Linked DNA regions of Homo sapiens: region 2 is linked to region 1. A link is a loop called in an ENCODE intact Hi-C map of the cell type or tissue named here. Cell type or tissue: heart right ventricle. All regions are shown on one strand.

Region 1 (2,500 bases):
AACAAGCAGAATTCAATTGCAGGTGTTTGCCCCTAGCTTTAGTCTGCTCAGAGCATGTGTTTAATCAGGCTGATCAGCTGAAACACGGACTTAACATGCATTTCATCATGGCAAACTGTAAATGACTGAGGAAGGGCAAACCAGCACTGGCTCCTCATCCCTAAACAGGAAAATTCTCCTAAGGTTAGAACTGGGGATTTTTTTTAATTACCAAATTCCATCCACTAATAACACCGAGTCCCAAGTCTTGCTAAGTGATTAGAAATCCAAATGAGGTAAAAACGAAGATTTTGCTCTTACTCTTACCTCTGGCATCACATGAATCCAGCTTCTATCTAGAAATCCAGTTGAACCACAGGATCTATCAATTATCTAGGATCATTTCTGGAAAATTTAAAAAACATAAATAAATTCACAAAGGTTATGATTACATGACAACTCACACCAGCATGTTCTATACCAAGTCACAAGAAAATTTAGAGTAACCGTTCATCCTTTATTTAACTCTCCATTCATTAATATAAATTATTGACTCATCTATTTGGAGAATGTCACCAAATGCCCAAGCTCAATATCAAATAGGGCAGGATCAGGAGTTCAAGGTTACAGTGAGCTGTGATCGTGCCACTGTACTCCAGCCTAGGCAACAGAGTAAGACCCCGTCTCGAACAAAACAAAAAAAATTTAACAACAACAACAAAAAAAAACCGAGCAGGACCCCTACACAAGCTTAATTTTGTATAAATTTACAAGCTTGGATAAAACTGCACAATAGTCTAACCAACTTCTGAAAGGCTATAAAGGTCAACAACCTCACAGTAAGAAAACAGTTATGCAAGAGGAAGGAGTCAAGAACTTTTAAGATTCAGATAACTGAGAAAATAATCCAAAATAGTCAGTTTTTTCAAAGCATGTTTCAATTTCATTTGAGCCAATGCCGGATTGTATTTAACCTTTACTCTTCGTAATCCTTTGTCAAAATAATCTGAAGAAAATCTTCCCTTTATATAGGAAAATTGAATTAGTAACATTTGTAACCCAAGTCTGCCACAAGATGGCAGTGTAAGAAAGAGTCTTGCTTTAATTTCCTCTTCCAGCATTTGCGTGTCATCTGAACTTTCAGGTCAAATACATACTAGATACGCAGTTCATCTTTGCAGGCAACCTTCACACTATTCCCTACTCTTCACCTAATTACTAGCTAGAAAATTTTTTGTATTTACTTGTAATGATCATCTAAAACTTGTTAGCTAAAAATACTGCAGTTATACTTTCATCATTATGTTCTTTTTCATGCAGCAGTGTGGAGATTTAAAAATCCATAACCTCAGATACAATCTAGCCAGAAAGACAAGACTCACAGAAATTAACATACCACCAAATAAGTAGTAGAAAGCAAGTAAGGTTAAGAAAAGAAGTAGGATTGGTCAAGGAAGGCTTCATGAAGCAAAAAGAGTGGGTCACAAGTGGACCTTAAAGTTGCATGTCCAATAAGTAACCACTTAATTAGAGTTAAAAATTAAATTTCTCCCATTACCCTAGTCACATTTTCATTACTCAATAGCTAAATTGGCAGTACAAACATAGAGCATTTCCATCATAACAGAAGGCTCCATTGGACATCAGTGCCTTTAAGAATGGGTCTAAAATAAGCTGACAGAAAAGAAAGCAGTGGCTATCATTCTTTAGAAATCCTATCTGTCAAGCTGTATAGAATTTGTATCATTTAAATTTTACAACCCCCTATTTACAGGAAAATTGAGGCTCAGAAAAATTACATAAATTTCCTAAGGTCACCTAACTAGTAAGAGCTAGGATTTAAATTCAATTCCATCAAAACTCCATACTCTTCAATTCACCATGGTACTTCCTACAGGAAATACACAGAGCTAAAGGTTTGCTTTAAAATGTAATGCAGTGACATGCTAGCTCAGTAGGTTGGAAAGAAACTGAAGCATTTTAAATATCTCAGACAGATATGATCAAAATGTTATTTTACTCCTTCCTTGCCCTATACTTAGCTTTAACTATGTAAAATGTTTTCAGATCAGCAGGATGCAAGGTTAACTAAGAGAATGTAGACAAGAAGCAAGACATGGTGTGAAAGGTTTCTCCAGTTTTAACAATGTCTACCTTAAAACTCCTTGATCTCTCCAAACCTAAAATAAATTTTTTTAAAAAGGAAATTAAAAAAAAAACTACTTGATCTAAGTATTCTTACAGGATAATAATTATAGGTTGAAAGGAACAACTTCTCTATTAATCTCAACTCACAAACAAAACCCAGATTGCAAGAGGCCTGGTCTTTTTGTTTTGACACATAGCACAAAGCCTGGCACATAAATCCTGATGTTAAATATGTGATACCTTTCCCAATGTGTGATGCTTCCCTGCAGGATTCTAGTCATGCATGCTTCAACAAGTGTCATTCCACCATACAAAGGACATTTCGTATTTACTAAGTATTGTGCAAATGCTCCATAAACAATCAATGATCCCA
Region 2 (2,500 bases), 68 kb after region 1:
TATAATCCCAGCTACTTGGGAGGCTGAGGCAGGAGAATCACTTGAGCCTGAGAGGTAGAGGTTGCAGTGAGCTGGGATTGTGCCATTGCACTCCAGCCTGGGTGATGGGAATAAAATCCTGTCTCAAAAAAAAAAGGGACAGGGTCTTCCTCTGTTGCCTAGTCTGTGCAGTGGCATGATCATAGCTCACTGCAGCCTCAAATTCCTGAGCTCAAGAGATCCCAGCACCTCAGCCTCCCAAGTAGGTGGGACTACAAGTGCAAGCACCTGCACCTGGCTAAAATTAATTTAATACTGCATTTTATTTAACCCAATATATGAAAACATTTTCATGTCAGCCTGTAATTAATACAAAAGTTATGAATATTTCACACTCTTTTTTCAGACTGCCTTCAAAACCTAGCATGTCTCAACTCAGACGTCACTAGCATATTTCAACTGCTAAATAGCCACATGTGGCTAGTGGCTACATTGGTCAGTACACAAATACCATTTGGACTGGCCCCTTGGGCTTTTTTTTTTTTTTTTTTTTTTGAGACAGAGTCTCACTCTTGTTGCCCAGGCTGGAGTGCAATGGCGCGATCTCAGCTCACAGCAACCTCCGCCTCCCGGGTTCAAGTGATTCTCCTGCCTTAGTCTCCCAAGTAGCTGGGATTACAGGCACCCACCACCACACCCGGCTAATTTTTGTATTTTTAGTAGACAGGGGGTTTCACCATGTTGGCCAGGCTAGTCTCAAACTCCTGACCTCATGATCCACCTGCCTCGTGATCCACCTGCCTCGGCCTCCCAAAGTTCTGGGATTACAGGCGTGAGCCACCACACCCAGCCAGGCTTGATTCTTAAATGGCCCTCTGTTCAGCTACTGATTCAGGAGATTCCTAGTTACTGAGCCCTCTAGAAAGTTAAGTGAGTCCTGTGTTTGTTTTGAGTAAAAATAAGTGTAAGATACTGATGAACCACTTAAAAAGACAGCTGAGACTTCATCAAGCCTACAAAACAGATGGTACATCTGTCTTTGAGCCTGCTGATGGTAACTATCTTTGTGTGTATTTCAAAATACACACACACACAACAAAAACAAAAAAGATGAATGGGTCAAAAAATACAGAAAGATAGAAACAAAAAGAAAAACAAACATGTCACAGAAAAGAAAAAGAAAACCATGAATCAGAGCAGAAGCAGAGAGGACACCAGCATACACCACCATACATCAGCATAACTAAAAGAAAGGAATCTACATAAACCAATAAAACAATCACAGATAATAGAGTGGAGGTCCAGGAGTAGACTTTGTTTCATGATCTCTCTTTAGGACAATGTTAAAGACAAGGTGTGCTGTGCAAGAAACCAGGCAGTTCTGAGCCACTGCGATGACTGACAAGCAAACCTTTACAGAAAAACAGTTGGGATTCCCAGATGACTTCCAACCTGTGCCAGGGTAGCCCCGATTGCCCACCCTTGGCTCCCAGACAGTGCATACATACCTGGCCTTGTGTACTCTCAGCTTCTCCCTCTTGAGCTGCTCATACAACACAGGTATCCTCATTGCCATCCGAAGCTGCTGACGGCTTAGGTGGCAAAGAAACCTCCGCCTGGGACGGTTCTTTTCATTTCTAGTTAGTATCCGCCTCATCAGTGTTATATTCGAAGGAAAGGGCAATGCTGTATGATGACAGGTAAATTTCCGAGTTAGGCAGCTTCTATTCCCTCATCTTTTCCTACCAGTAATGTGACCTGAGCCCCAACCCTTGGGGCTGGCAAGTGCCTGACCTCTGCCCCCCACCCCGATACACCCTGAGACTGCAAAGCAAGAGGCTAAAAATATTGGTGCTGCTGCTTCATTTATTGTCAGATGTGGGAGGCAAAGAGGAGTTGGAAGAAAGGGGAGAATACCTTGATTTCTGAGTTGAGCCTCGAGGGCATCAATGGCATCATGGGCGTTAAGAAATCTGAATGGAAACTGCCGACTGTGGATCACCGACTTCTAGAAAGCAAAGGAGGGAGGGGTCATGAGCACAGGAGCCGGGAGTATGGGGGGCTTCAGGGGTCCACTCTATTAGCTTTGTGGGAAGGTACAGAAGGACAAAATGAACTTAGACAAGAGATATAGAAAAGGGGTAATAAGAAGAAAGAAAAAAGTCATCATTTTAGGATGTGAGAAAAGGTAACAAAAGAAGAGAAAGTAACAGAAGGAGCCCCGTTTCTTTTAAGACTCCCTCTGGGCAGGGTGTGGTAGCTCACGCCTGTAATCCCAGCACTTTGGGAGCCTTAGGCAGGTGGACTGCCTGGGCTCAAGAGTTTGAGACCAGCCTTGCCAACATCGCAAAACCCCATCTCTATAAATAAAAAACAAAGACTCCTTCTGAAATCAGTTACATCACACAAGTGTCTCTTCCTGGTAAGTCACTGAGCTCAGAAAATTAAAATGAAAGTTCTTATACTCTACTGTAACTTCTCAAAGGATTTACTGAACCCCAAAACTTATCTCCCTCAACCT

What was found. Peaks named below come from ENCODE experiments on the same cell type or tissue, not always from the same donor. Only the 100,000 strongest peaks of a DNase experiment are listed, where the experiment ranks them.
Region 2: a loop joins it to region 1, with 1.9 times the contacts of the local background. A loop is called at or near these places in 4 of 110 quality-filtered maps.

What each region holds. Positions count from the first base shown.
Region 1 is chr14:20,326,410-20,328,909 of GRCh38, forward strand. It overlaps CCNB1IP1 (cyclin B1 interacting protein 1), which reads right to left. Exons shown (of 7, transcript NM_021178.5): 3 at 307-384. It overlaps SNORD126 (small nucleolar RNA, C/D box 126), which reads right to left and starts at 130; the gene lies at 32-130. In heart right ventricle, a CTCF peak has its summit at 1,055 (motif pointing right); no DNase peak of the experiment used is centred here; H3K27ac peaks cover 909 bases.
Region 2 is chr14:20,393,963-20,396,462 of GRCh38, forward strand. It overlaps TEP1 (telomerase associated protein 1), which reads right to left. Exons shown (of 55, transcript NM_007110.5): 11 at 1,897-1,987; 12 at 1,488-1,665. Among named protein-coding and RNA genes, the nearest start is that of TEP1, 18 kb to the right of the region's middle. In heart right ventricle, no CTCF peak of the experiment used is centred here; no DNase peak of the experiment used is centred here.